Linked DNA regions of Homo sapiens: regions 2, 3, 4 and 5 are each linked to region 1. A link is a contact called in ENCODE Hi-C or POLR2A ChIA-PET data. All regions are on one chromosome and are shown on one strand. Each heading gives the region's core, a stretch centred on a gene start or an enhancer-like site at or near the end of the contact. The rest is flanking DNA. Distances are from core to core; before and after follow the strand shown. Region 1 holds the start of NPTN (neuroplastin). Region 2 holds the start of SENP8 (SUMO peptidase family member, NEDD8 specific). Region 3 holds the start of PKM (pyruvate kinase M1/2). Region 4 holds the start of HEXA-AS1 (HEXA antisense RNA 1). Region 5 holds the start of CSK (C-terminal Src kinase).

The links. A loop is a pair of places that touch in the nucleus more often than their neighbours do. ChIA-PET counts read pairs that join two places held with the same protein, here RNA polymerase II (POLR2A). Pooled maps may share reads with other maps.
Region 2: a loop to region 1 is called in a map of CD8-positive, alpha-beta T cell, with 27 times the contacts of the local background. The contact joins the promoter of SENP8 here to the promoter of NPTN in region 1. A Hi-C loop is called at or near these places in 5 of 168 maps with a recorded cell type or tissue (B cell, CD14-positive monocyte, CD4-positive, alpha-beta T cell and 1 more), 1 of 37 single-sample maps with no recorded cell type and 16 of 50 pooled maps.
Region 3: a map with no recorded cell type shows a loop between it and region 1 (17-fold over the local background). The contact joins the promoter of PKM here to the promoter of NPTN in region 1. A Hi-C loop is called at or near these places in 4 of 37 single-sample maps with no recorded cell type and 13 of 50 pooled maps. POLR2A ChIA-PET finds 5 or more read pairs at or near these places in 2 of 52 experiments (B cell and BJ).
Region 4: a map of B cell shows a loop between it and region 1 (8-fold over the local background). The contact joins the promoter of HEXA-AS1 here to the promoter of NPTN in region 1. A Hi-C loop is called at or near these places in 4 of 168 maps with a recorded cell type or tissue (B cell, CD4-positive, alpha-beta T cell, ascending aorta and 1 more), 1 of 37 single-sample maps with no recorded cell type and 9 of 50 pooled maps.
Region 5: a loop to region 1 is called in a map with no recorded cell type, with 3 times the contacts of the local background. The contact joins the promoter of CSK here to the promoter of NPTN in region 1. A Hi-C loop is called at or near these places in 1 of 37 single-sample maps with no recorded cell type and 6 of 50 pooled maps. POLR2A ChIA-PET finds 5 or more read pairs at or near these places in 1 of 52 experiments (activated CD4-positive, alpha-beta T cell).

Annotation. Positions count from the first base shown.
Region 1 is chr15:73,632,133-73,634,640 of GRCh38, reverse strand. NPTN (neuroplastin) reads left to right here and starts at 1,252. Exons shown (of 9, transcript NM_012428.4): 1 at 1,252-1,516. The coding sequence starts at 1,426. RefSeq lists silencers at 1,096-1,395, 1,476-1,735.
Region 2 is chr15:72,117,147-72,119,654 of GRCh38, reverse strand. SENP8 (SUMO peptidase family member, NEDD8 specific) reads right to left here and starts at 1,252. Exons shown (of 2, transcript NM_145204.4): 1 at 1,191-1,252. It overlaps MYO9A (myosin IXA), which reads left to right and starts at 1,505. Exons shown (of 42, transcript NM_006901.4): 1 at 1,505-1,975. RefSeq lists a silencer at 1,384-2,153 and an enhancer at 2,354-2,508.
Region 3 is chr15:72,229,935-72,232,442 of GRCh38, reverse strand. It overlaps PKM (pyruvate kinase M1/2), which reads left to right and starts at 1,253. Exons shown (of 11, transcript NM_002654.6): 1 at 1,253-1,327. RefSeq lists silencers at 812-1,311, 1,872-2,381.
Region 4 is chr15:72,374,860-72,377,367 of GRCh38, reverse strand. HEXA-AS1 (HEXA antisense RNA 1) reads right to left here and starts at 1,255. Exons shown (of 1, transcript NR_027262.1): 1 at 1-1,255. HEXA (hexosaminidase subunit alpha) reads left to right here and starts at 1,354. Exons shown (of 14, transcript NM_000520.6): 1 at 1,354-1,648. The coding sequence starts at 1,396. RefSeq lists enhancers at 595-644, 975-1,114, 1,006-1,562, 1,563-2,118.
Region 5 is chr15:74,780,826-74,783,333 of GRCh38, reverse strand. CSK (C-terminal Src kinase) reads right to left here and starts at 1,254. Exons shown (of 13, transcript NM_004383.3): 1 at 614-1,254. RefSeq lists enhancers at 1-552, 1,595-1,664, 1,685-1,804 and silencers at 785-1,044, 1,155-1,374.

The DNA.
Region 1 (2,508 bases), core at 3-2,502:
ATCAACAACATGCCATAGTGGTCCTGGCCTTTGCTAGAAATTTTGGTCTGGAACCACCAGCTGTTCAGTTCCTGTTGAAAGTTCCAGACCACTTTAGCTTGATAGAGATTGCGAGGGTCTCCTTCTTCCAGGTCCTCCAAACCCTCTCTTTAAATCAAGTCAGGCCACCAGGACTGTTTACTTGGCCCCTCAGAGTTTCCACAGACACTCCCAGGACGTCTGCTGTGAGTCAGGGATGAGCTAAGCCATAGAAATTCCTTTGCCAACCACAAGCCCTGAGGGTAGTACAAAAAATACCCCTAAAAAGAGCATTTCCCAAACTTCTATGCAAACAGTAGTAACCACACTGCCAATCACCCTCCAGAGTGCTTTGCTAGATCCTTTCCTATGGGGCCATTTGACCCTTCCTCACTCCTCTGCTAGCCTAGGCAGTGCACTCCATGAGGACGGGGACTACCTTTTCATGTGGGTTTCACTATGTGCCTGGCACACAGCACGTTCTCAATAAATGTTTTCCGCATTAAGACGCTTCTTAGGAGTCTTCATGTAAGTTCATACACGACTTCCTTGTAGAATTGTGTCAATGAACATGCAATTAGGCTAGCTGAACTTCAGGCCCTGAGAGTCTATGAAGCTAAAATAAGGCCCAGATGTGGGGTGGGAGGGGGAGTAGGCAGAGGCGGCAAAGGAGGACATTTCAGGCAAAGGGAGCAGATGTCCAGGCAGGAAAGCACAAGGTAACGGGGGCACAGGGGGCGCACCACTTTTCCTGGAAGGAAAAAACAGCAGATGAGAGAAGGAGGTTGGAGCCAGTTACCAGTAGAGGTCTATGTTCAAAGTCCAGAAGGAAGAAACAGCAGGACGGGGACAAAGAGAGGAAGGAGGAAAGGAGGCACGGTGTATGAAACTCTGTAGCCAAGAGCGCTAACAAATGAAAGGCAGGATGGGTGGAGGAAATGTACTGTGTTCCAAAGCTTCCTCTTATTTATGGGTGCTCCCGGGCCACAGAGGAGTAAACTGAAGGACTTCCCAGCTCCCCACTGCCCAGAGAGCTAGCGGAGTCCCGCCTCGCCCCGTCACATGGCCAGAGGCGCCCTCGGCACGTGACCTACCTCGCGCTAGGCCAATCAGCCTCTGCAGGGGCGGGGCCACCGAGTCCGCGGGGCGGGAGTCTCCGTCGGAGCCGCCTCTTCTCGCGATCCTTGCGGCGGTCGCTCCTCAGCCGCCCACGACCCGGAGCGAAGGTCTCGCGAGGCCTGGGCGCTGCGGCGGCAGGAGGAGGACGGGGAAGGACGGAGCCGAGCCGCGGCTGCCTCCCTCGCTCACTCCCTCGCGCACTCGCCCGCCCCCTCCCTCCCTCCCCTCCCTTCCCCGGCCCCGGCTCTGGCCCCGGCCCATTCGCTGTTGGGTCTTCTGCTAGGGAGGATGTCGGGTTCGTCGCTGCCCAGCGCCCTGGCCCTCTCGCTGTTGCTGGTCTCTGGCTCCCTCCTCCCAGGGCCAGGCGCCGCTCAGAACGGTAAGCGGGGCGCCGGGGGCGGGCCGGGCGGGGGTTGAGGGGCGCCGGGGCCGGAGGGGGCCCGGCTCTGGCCTGAGGAGACGCTGGAGCTCGGGGAAGGGGGCCGAGTGGGCGTCTGAGGGGCTGCGGGTCCGAGAGGAGGTACCGGCTGCGGGTTTGAGGAGGCGCGGGTGTGAGGACCGGAGGCTCCTATCCGAGCGGCGGGGGCGTCCGGGGTGAGCCCGAGGTGTTGCCCACTCGGAGGCTCCACGTCGTGGGGCTCGTCGTGCCGGGTCGGCGAGGGGACACGGAGGAAGCCGACGTGGGGAGCTGGAGTAGCGGGGGCGGATGAGGAGGGGGCGCAGCTCTTAGGGAGGGTGGCACAAGACCGGCGTTTGTGTTCCGGGCGACGGGGATGGTGGTGTCCGTCAGGCCCCCCGGGAGCTGGGGTCGTCCAGGATTCTACTGAGGCCCCGTAGGACTGGTGACATCCTTAAAAATAAGGGGGAAATTGGGGGGAAGAGAGTCCTGAGGAACACTAATGGTGAGCTGAGTACTAGAGACCAAAGGAGGGGGTAAAGAATCAGGGAACCTTGGATCTAGGGATAGAGGGAAGGTGGGTGGGAAGATGAGGGAGTGGGTTGACTGCAGTAGGGGACCTGGAGAGAGAAGCAGCAGTGTCTCCAAATGAGCTGGGGGAAGAGGGCTGGGTTTGCTAAAGAGGGTGGAGTGCTGGGCATTCTAGGGTAGTGGTTGGGAGAGCAAAAAGGAGTTTCTAAATAAGGAGAGGAAAATGAGCAGAGGATGGAGGGAAAGGGTTGGAACTGAGGTGGGGGAATATTTATTAGAGAAGTAAGGAGGCCTGGGTATAGAGATGGGGGTGGGGGAAGACGAAAAATAAGGGAAGGGAGTAAAATGCAGGAAGTCGGGGGTGTAATGTTGGTTTGCAGTGTGGAGGATAAATTAGGGAAGGGAGGAGTTGGGATGTGGCAAATGCTGTATGATATTGGTCG
Region 2 (2,508 bases), core at 3-2,502, 1.5 Mb after region 1:
TGCCTTGGCCTCCCGAGTAGCTGGGACTACAGGCGCCTGCTACCACGCCCGGCTAATTTTTTGTATATTTAGTAGAGACGAGGTTTCACCATGTTGGCCTGGATGGTCTCGATCTCTTGACCTCGTGATCCACCCGCCTCGGCCTCCCAAAGTGCTGGGATTACAGGCGTGAGCCACCGCGCCCGGCTAAATGACCTCCATCTTAATGTTACAGAGCCAACTGTCTCAACTTCCTTCTCTCTAGTTTAGTGAGTCTCAATCTTTAGCATTAGAGTCACCTGTGGAGCTTTAAAACAGTAATGACACCTGGCACAACCCAGAATTTAATTGGTCTAGAGTGGGGCAACAGTATTGGTTTTATTTAACAAAAAGTTTCCCAGGTGATTCAAATGCACATACAAGGTTGCGTTCCACTAGTGATCTTGATCTTATAAATTAGCCTCCCTCACCCTCGAAGAGGCCACTTCTCGGTTTCATGGTACGCTTTTGAGTCTTCTACCTAAACAGAAAACATTCCTGAGGGCCATATTCTCGTTCCTCATTTCTCTAACTTTATAACGATGCTTCTTTAAAGGGAAGTCTACACTAGTACGGTTTCCATCAGGTTTATTTTACTTCTTTTTTCTCTTTCAGACCACCACTGTCACATGCTCTTGCGCCCGTTATTCTGCTTTTACCTCCTTTCGTATTTCTTTGACCAGGTACTGGATTACTAGTCTTTTAACACAGTCCTCTAAAAGTGACCCAAAAGTCACCCTGGAAAGGGCTTCCTCACGTTATCCTCCTACACAACCTGGGACCCCTCTTCTGTGCGCAGACAGCATCCCGTGCATTTTTCTCTATTGTCACTTTATTGTACTACCACTGCGGATTCTCTCACGGTCTCCTATACAAAAGCACTTCAAAAAGCTGACACCACTTAATTCGCCTCTGACATTCTGGAACCCAAGGCATGGAAACCACTCAGTGAAAAGTCTGAGAAATGAATGGAAACGGAGGTCGGGGCGGGGACAATGGAGGGGGCAGTGGGTGGAGAGAGCGTGCGTGTTTGAAAAGGGGCGGGGGCTATGACCGGCGGCGCTGAGAATCCAGGTCCAGAATCGGGAGGGAGCACGGATACGCCAGAATCTGAGTGGGTGGGAGAGCGATCCACTGCCGAGACAAACCGAAGTGGGGAGGAGGCTTCTTACCTGCCTCGGGCCTCACCACCCCAACCAGCCTTCAGGCACCTCTGTGTTGGCCGGAAAGCGACAGCTACGGTCGCAAACTCAGAGGTTTCGTCCCCAACCTTGCGACATCCCTTTCCAGTACAGGGAGAATCTAAAGCTGAGTTCCCTGCTCTGCCGTAAGGTGAAGAAGAAAAAATTTGGGCGGGGCCGCCTGGGGCGTAGGAAAGGGGGCGTGTCTGCGCAAGCGCACGCTGTACTCTCCAGTGGCGTCACGTGCGGGGGCGGGACAGGGCGGGGCCGACCCGTGCTGGCAGTAGGGGGCGTGGGAGGTAAGTGCGCGCGCGCCTGCTCGCCTGCAGCCGGGGAGTCGCGCGGGGCGGGGCCGCGTGCGCGGGGTCGGGGGCGCGCGACCGAAGCGGATAAGGGACGCGGCGGCGGTTGGCTGTGTCTGTTGAGAGAGTACAGGACAGCCCGGACTGCGAGAGGCGGCGGCGGAGGCAGTAGTTGCACCGGCAGAGGCGGCCGCTGGCAGCGGTTGAGGCGGCGGTCCAACGCGTGCTCTCTGGGCGGGGTGCGGCGGGGGATGTGCCTGCTCAGGCCGGGCGGAGTCTCTCTGACAGGGCGGGGGATGCGCCGCGGCCGCTCGCCCGGACCCTGAGGCTGCTGGGCCCACCCTCCCGGAACCGTCCGACCCTCGGTGGCCTCGGCCTCTTCTGCCATCTCCGGTCCTACCCTGGGGCGGAGGGTGGAAGGCAGCTTCCGTCGAAGAGGAGGGGGCTGCGGTGGCCACCGCGGCGGAGCCCGAGGTAAGACCCGCCCAAGCGCCCAGCGGCCCTGCAGCCCGTCCTGGCCCACGTCTCAGCCTCGCTATTTGGCTCCGGTCGGGCCGCCCCGCCCCGTCCCAGCGGAGACGCCCCGCGAGCGGGTCTGCGCCGAGCCTCCCAAACACCAGATCACGGCCCCGGATCCCCAGTAGACCCCACCCCCTGTATCTTCCATTGGCCGGGCACCATTCCGGCCCTCCAGCCTCCCCGGAGATTCTGTCACGGTCCCCCCAACCCAGCAGACCCCATTAGTACCCCTCAGAGTCCCTTAGGACTCTTAATGGAGCTTCTAGACTACGTTACATCCTCCCTTGGGCTGACGTGATTACAGTTCTCAGGCAAAGTCTCGACCGCCCCCTAACCCATTGCGTCCCCCATGTGCCCCTCGCCCTACTCTTCTTAGTAGAACCCCTCCCAGCTCGCTCATCACCAAGCCGACTAGCACTAACCCTAGCCATCACGGCTTTCAGATAGCCGCTGTCATGGTGTTCTTACTCCCGGTAGATGTGGTGTCA
Region 3 (2,508 bases), core at 4-2,503, 1.4 Mb after region 1:
CAGAAGAAAGTGAAAGATTTTTATCTCACTTCAAACAGAAATTTACTTTTAGGCTGTCACTGTCTCCTCCCAGCTTATCTGAGCTAACAGGAAGCGAATGAAGGCCTGTGATTCAGCTGCAGGCAGCGGGTATGCCTGAGCAGGTCACACCCATTTGGTCTCTTTTGCCAGGAAAATAAAAAAAGAACCTAAGAGAACGGTCTTCACATTTTGAATGCGCAACATTGTATCTGTGAATGAAGGCAAGAGTTAACAGCTGTTTAATTGATAACTGCTCGCATCATTAGTTGCTGGCTAACAACTGGGAAATCAGAAAATGTCTTGTAGAAAAATGTAAGAAAAGTTCCAACAATACTGACTTAAACACGACAAAGGTGAAAACAGAAATGCTGACTCCTGCATAGGTTATCGGCCCTAATGTTCTGACTTGATATTTCCAGATGCCCAGCTCTGCGCTAATATCAACACCGTCTATTTACTTTCTACTCTGAGGCATTCGCTCTGCAGGATTCCAGACCCTACTAAATTATTCACATGGCCCCAACCGGTCCTTCCTTGTTCCGCGGTCCTAACACAATGAATGGTCCTAAGAGGAAAACGGCCTCGCGCTCCCGCTCCAGGCCCACTTCGCAGTCCCTAGTTCTCCCTACTGCCGCTCCAGTGCCAGAGCCCCTCCGAAGGCGGCCAGGACCTCCAACCACGCACAAGTCTGCAGCTCTCCCCAACTTTCCGTTCAGCTCAGTCTCCGAGGGTGCGCCAGAGCAGACACCCGGAGGAGTGGGGAGTGGCAGGGCGGGGCCGGGAGAATGCTGCCCCGGAACCCATAAATCTGGGCCCTGCCCAGGTAGGCCGGGACAGCTGGGGTGGCCTGGGCCGAGAGCCAAGAAAAGACACCCCATCTGGCAGCCCAACTTGGCGGCAACAGGTGGCCCGGCGCCCGGGGGTCTGGGAGGAAAGTCGCTCCGGGGGCGGGCCCCGTTGCCCCGCCGCGTCCCCATTGGTCATCAGGTTTCTTAAAATGTGACTCTGAATCTGTGTCCTTCCGCCGCAGAATTTAGTCCCACCGAAAGGGCAACCTGCCCGCGCGTTCCGCCGCCGCCGCCGCGCTTCCTCCTGAAGGTGACTGCGCCCGCGGGGACGCAGGGGGCGGGGCCCGGGTCGCCCGGAGCCGGGATTGGGCAGAGGGCGGGGCGGCGGAGGGATTGCGGCGGCCCGCAGCGGGATAACCTTGAGGCTGAGGCAGTGGCTCCTTGCACAGCAGCTGCACGCGCCGTGGCTCCGGATCTCTTCGTCTTTGCAGCGTAGCCCGAGTCGGTCAGCGCCGGAGGTGAGCGGTGCAGGAGGCTACGCCATCAGTCCCCACCAAGGGCCAGTCGCCCGGCTAGTGCGGAATCCCGGCGCGCCGGCCGGCCCCGGGCACGCAGGCAGGGCGGCGCAGGATCCAGGGCGTCTGGGATGCAGTGGAGCTCAGAGAGAGGAGAACGGCTCCTCACGCCTGGGGCCTGCTCTTCAGAAGTCCCCAGCGCCGTTCCTTCCAGATCAGGCGGGTCCGCCGGCTCCTTTCCCGCCCCAGCCCTACCCCCTCATTCTGGTCCCATCCTCTTCCTCCTGCCCCAATCCTCAATGCGCCTCCATCCTCGCCTGCCTTCTCTCGGTCCCTCGTGATTGATTCCACCCTTGCTTCCCCTTTCTCCGCGCCGCCTGTTCCGTGCTCGTTTTCCCCTCTTCCTCCTTAAGTCTGGTCCTTCCACCCCCTCCTCTTCAAGCTGTGCGTGTCCCCTGATTCTAATGCTTTCTGTGTAACTCATTGAAACTGCGTTCTGGTTCCCCTCCCGCGTCCATTCTCCATTCATGCGCGACCGCCCTTCCCGCGCCCCAGTTCCCTCTCGCCGCCCCTCCCCCTGCTTGCTGGTCACGTCCGCTCCCCCGCATCCCCTTCCTCGCCTGGCGTGTCCGCTCCCTCCCTCCCTCTCTGCTCTGGTCGCGCCCGCCCACTTGCTCCGGTCTCCGAGCGCGGTCCCACCCCCCTTTTCCATCACCGCCTCCCAGCTCCCAGCAGGCTCGGGCGGTGCTGAGGCCCCGTGTCCGGGGCGGGCGGGCGGAGGGCTGGGCTGGGTGCCCCGCGCGGCGGGCGGGATGCGGCGGCCCGGGGGCAGCTGGAGACTTACGTAACGTTGGCCTGCCCCGCTGCCGGGAGGCAGGGCGGTTGCCCCTGCGGCGCGGTGCCGTCCCCTGTGGCCGGGATTAGATGGGCGGCCTGCGAGGGCCTGGGAATGGCTCGGGGCCCGAGAGCTCGACCGGCCCTTGCCGGGTGGCCGCCAGGGACCACGCTCCATCTCGCCGCGGCCGGGCTGCACGTAGCGGCCGCGCCCAGGGCCCACCCCGCTTCACCGGGCGATGGCCTTGGGCCTCGTAACGGGCGGGATAAACCTCTGCAGGCTTTGCTGGGGCCTCCTGGCCCTCGCCCGTTCCGCGCCTCTCCGGCACGTTTCTTTCTTTTCCTTTCTT
Region 4 (2,508 bases), core at 6-2,505, 1.3 Mb after region 1:
AGCCCTTTATTTGTTTTTGAGAAAGGGTTTCACTATACTGCCCAGGCTAAACTTGAACTCCTTGGTTCAAGTGATCCTGCCGCCTCAGCCTCCTGAATAGCTGGGAGTAGCTGGGACTACAGGGATGTGTTATCATGCCCAGTGAAAGCCCTTTATTTTTAAAAGTTCATTTTCCTGATCTTTACATGTATTTTAATACTAAAATTAAATTTAAAAATTTTAAAAAGTACCTACTAACCAAATAATGCCACCCAATAACAATAGCATTATTTGTATTATGTTCTGGTAATATAGTGGTGAACAAGGAAGACAGGGTCTCTGATAACTGTGGAATTCTCCTTGATCACTTCTCAAGCCTCTCTTCCGGATACTATTTCTTGGATCTACAGCTGTCTTCCTTCCCCACTTCTGTAGTTCAGTCTCTCATTATTCTCTACCTCCAATAAAAAGGGGCCTCCTAACTGGTTTCTTATGCAACTACTCAACATGGTATTTCTAAAATGCAGATCTTTCGGGATGATTTTCAATTGCTCAGAGAATAAATTCCTTGACTTTCTACGTAAGGCCCTGCAGGACCAGGCCCCTGTCATTATCTCTGAGCACTCTCCATCTTGCACCCAAAGCCCCAGCAATATCTTACTGCTTTCAGTAAATACACACCGGGCTATGTGGGGTTTTGTCTGGGGAAAGGGGATGTGAGTTGTAACTAAGAGATTTATAGTCAATCTTGAAGGGAAGAGCTCATATTGGAGGCAATGGAATGCCTCAAGCTGGCTCTGAAAGTACACATTTTTTCCAGTCATAAGTAGATCACATTTGTGTGATCTTGTGATCCTCTCTCTAGCAGAGCCGTGCAGACTACCTACTTCCGGCCCTTTCTTGCCCCACGAAATTTCACATCACAACGACTTGTGGTTTTAATCCTCCGTTTTTCTGCTTCTGAAGTTACTTCAGCCTGGCAAGTCCTTTACCTCCCCGTAGGCCTGGCGAGCTGCATCACAACATTCAAGATTCACCCTAGAGCCATCTGGGAAACTTTCTTCTCCAGGTCGCCCTGCGTCCTCGCCTCCCCACCCCGTTCTTCTCGAGTCGGGTGAGCTGTCTAGTTCCATCACGGCCGGCACGGCCGCAGGGGTGGCCGGTTATTTACTGCTCTACTGGGCCCGTGAACAGTCTGGCGAGCCGAGCAGTTGCCGACGCCCGGCACAATCCGCTGCACGTAGCAGGAGCCTCAGGTCCAGGCCGGAAGTGAAAGGGCAGGGTGTGGGTCCTCCTGGGGTCGCAGGCGCAGAGCCGCCTCTGGTCACGTGATTCGCCGATAAGTCACGGGGGCGCCGCTCACCTGACCAGGGTCTCACGTGGCCAGCCCCCTCCGAGAGGGGAGACCAGCGGGCCATGACAAGCTCCAGGCTTTGGTTTTCGCTGCTGCTGGCGGCAGCGTTCGCAGGACGGGCGACGGCCCTCTGGCCCTGGCCTCAGAACTTCCAAACCTCCGACCAGCGCTACGTCCTTTACCCGAACAACTTTCAATTCCAGTACGATGTCAGCTCGGCCGCGCAGCCCGGCTGCTCAGTCCTCGACGAGGCCTTCCAGCGCTATCGTGACCTGCTTTTCGGTTCCGGGTCTTGGCCCCGTCCTTACCTCACAGGTGAGTCGGACTTGTCCCGCCCTGTTCCTGGGCCCTGAGAGTGCCTGCCTGGGGACAGTTCCCCCAGGGCTCCAGAGACGCCCTATGGGCTTTTGTCCAGCCCTCTGATCACAGGCACTCCACTTCCTCCTCGAGCTGCATTAGGTTTTCATCCAAAGATAACTACTATAGGACTACGGTTCAATCAGGAGATTAATTTATGGAAAATACTGTGCCAGCAGAAATCTAAGGTGATCCTTCTGACCGTGTTCAAGCTAGCCAGGGTCCTAGTGAGACTGTGAGCAAGGGCTGAGTAGAGACCAGAGAAAACACTCAAAATTGGGGAGACATAATACAAGAACTATGCAAAGTTACATACAAGTTTCTGGCACATAGAATGTTTGGCGGGCGGATCACGAGGTCAGGAGTTCGAGACCAGCCCGGCCAACATAGTGAAACCCCGTCTCTACCAAAAACACAAAAAATTAGCCAGGCGTGGCGGCGCGCGCCTGTAGTCCCAGCTACTCGGGATGCTGAGGCAGGAGAATCGGTTGAACCCATGAGGTGGAGGTTGTGGTGAGCTGAGATCGCGCCACTGCACTCCAGCCTGGGCAACAGAGCAAGACTCCCTCTCAGAAAAACAACCCCCCCCCCCAAACAAAACAAAACAAAACAAAAAAAGTGTAAATTGTGAAAGAAATCATAGAACATAAGGAAGTGAGTTTCCAGCGGCCACTTGGAATGGGATGGTAGATGTAATTAGCCGGGACTGAAAAGAGGGTATTCCAGGCAGGAAGAAGGGCTTGAGCAGAGGCACAAAGAATTATGATTGAGTTCAAAGTTCAGGTCTAGTGGATGTGATGAGTGGGGGCTGGGGATTG
Region 5 (2,508 bases), core at 5-2,504, 1.1 Mb before region 1:
GGGCATGGTGCTAATGCTCCGTTACCTCCCCCCGGGCAGAAGGCCTGCCCAGTTTCCCACCCAAAGATCCCTTGGCTTAGGCCTGGTCTTCTGAGAGGCCAAGGGTGACAGGCTCAGTCCTAGGACCTGGGCTTCTAACTGCTCACCCGAGGTGGCTGGGCCCTGGGCTTGCTTGCAGCCCGCAGGGTCATGGTGGGGTAATGAGGGAGGGGTCAGAACCAAGCAAGCCAGGGCACCTGCGGGGAGGCCCTGTACAGGGAAGGGCAGGGGAGTCCAGCACTCTCTCTAGGGACCTGGCCCATACGGATCCTCTTCCTCCAGACTCCAGCCACCTCCTACTCTGAGCTCCACAGAGGGGGGGACTCGGGATGACCCGAGAAGACGAGTCCGTGGAGCTGCAGGGCAGTACCTCCCTCATGCACTCCCTTCCAATTTGGGTTCTGACAGTGGCTCCTGGGAGAATTCGAACCCGTGCAAGGGAGTAAAGGAGAGAAGGGAGAAGTGGGAGAAGAGGGGAATGGGAGTGGACGCGACAGTGGCAGCAACAGAGACTAGACGCGCGACCTCCACCCTCTTCCCTCCAGGGGACACTCCGGGACGGCCAGGCACTCACCTCTCTTGGGGCACTGCGGTCCGGGCCACCTCGCCGCGGGCGGCATCAGCGGCCTGCGGGACGGTCCATGCGGTCAGGGGGGAGGGGAGGGGCGCAGGGGTCCCCAGGGGGTGCGGTACAAAGAGGTATGGGTGCAAGGAGAGGGGAGGAGGGACCGCCAGGCAGAGGCAGGGGGACGGACGCACGGCCCGGGTCGCGGAGGGAAGAAAGGCGGGGGAAGGGGGCGGGAGGGAGTCGGGGGGAGGAAACAATGTAGCCGGCGCGGCCCCGGCAGAGTTCCGCTTCCGAGCGCCGCCACTGAGGTTCGATTTTGGAACGTCGCGCTGGCTGCCGGGGGCCGCCCCGGACGCTCGATCGGGGCCGCGGGGCTCCTCGCGCTCCACGCCCCGCGGGCTCCGGCGGCCAGAGGCTGGCTGGGGCGGGAGGGACGGCGGGCCGGGTTACGGCCCCGACGGCGGCGCAGCCGGGCGGTCGCCCGGCTCGGACCCCACCCCGGCAGAAGCCCCCGGGCAAGGCGCGGGTGGGGCAGGAGCGGGAGGGCGGCAGCGGGCTCGGCGGCGGCGGCGGCCAACCTCGGCTCGCCCAGGGCTCCGCTGGGAGGAAGCTCGCAGGCCTGGCGAGAGGAAGCGCGGCCCGGATCCTCCGCCCGCGGCAGCGCGCCTGCGCGAGGGGGCCTGCCCGGCGCGCGGCGGGGCGTGGGCCGGCGGGGCGGCGCCCCCTGCCGGGCGCCGGGGGCACTGCGGGGGGTGTGTCCGCGCCCACGCCCTGCCCCCACTTGCCGCCTGGCTGCGTTGAAGGCTCCGAGGGTCTCTCCTCAGCCGGCCTGGGAGCAACCTCCCAGCCTTCTCTGGACGCAGCTTTCCCGCTGCAGAAGCGCTGGGGGCCGGGCCTGGGCCCCTCTCCTCAGGTCTGTTTGTGGAGAGTGGGCCTGATTCGCAGCAGAAAGCCTTCATTCATTCATTCACCAACATTTCCTGGCGCTGACATCGTGGCGGAGCCTGCTCTGGAGTCTATTGGCAAGACCATTTCACTACCGTCAAGGCGTTCTCGGTCGGGTGGGGGTAGGCTGACAGGCCGACAGACAACGGCAAGGAAATAATTGATCAAAGTGGAGAGGTGGTGGACACGGTTCCCAGGAGGCAGAAAGAAAACTAGGGCTAACGGGGAGACCTCACACCTCACAGAGCCGGGACCAGGCAGAGGGAACAGCATGCACAAGGGCGGGGAGTGCGGAGGGAGCTTGGTGGCTTCTGGGATCTAAATATAGCTCAGGCGGCTGCCGCTTGCAGTGTGGGTGGGGGAGAGTGGTGGGAGATGGGTTCCTGCAAACAACAGGGGCAAAAGAGATCCAAAGAGCCTCATGGGACTTTCTTGGAGTTTATGTTCAGCCTGGAGGCAATAAAGAAGTTGTCAGCAGCTCTGTGACCTTGGGCAAGTTACTTAACCTCTCTGTGCTTTAGTTTCCCCATTTGGTAAAATAGGTGATATATAATGGCACCGACTTCTTAAGTTTTTGTGGGGAGGGGAGGAAATGAGTTAATACGTTTAAAGTGCTTAGTATGCAGTAGCTGGCACGTGAGGAGCCCTCCGTTAAGCAAGGGCTGTTACATCACTGTTAACGAAAAGCAGGGAGATGACCTGCTCTGAGCCACAGGAGAGGACAGCGTGCTCAGGCATGACAGGGGTGGGAGAGTGCAGGGTGGCGGGGGAACAGAATGGGGATGCAGTGATGAGGGTGAGACCGGGGAACAGAATGGGGATACAGTGATGAGGGCGAGACCAGAGACTCCAGCGTAGGGAGGAGGTAAAGGTGGGGGACTTTCTAGGGACTAGACCCTGAAGCAAGGGTCAGGCTTGGGTGGACAGAGGGAAGAGGCACTCTTGGGGTTGGGGGG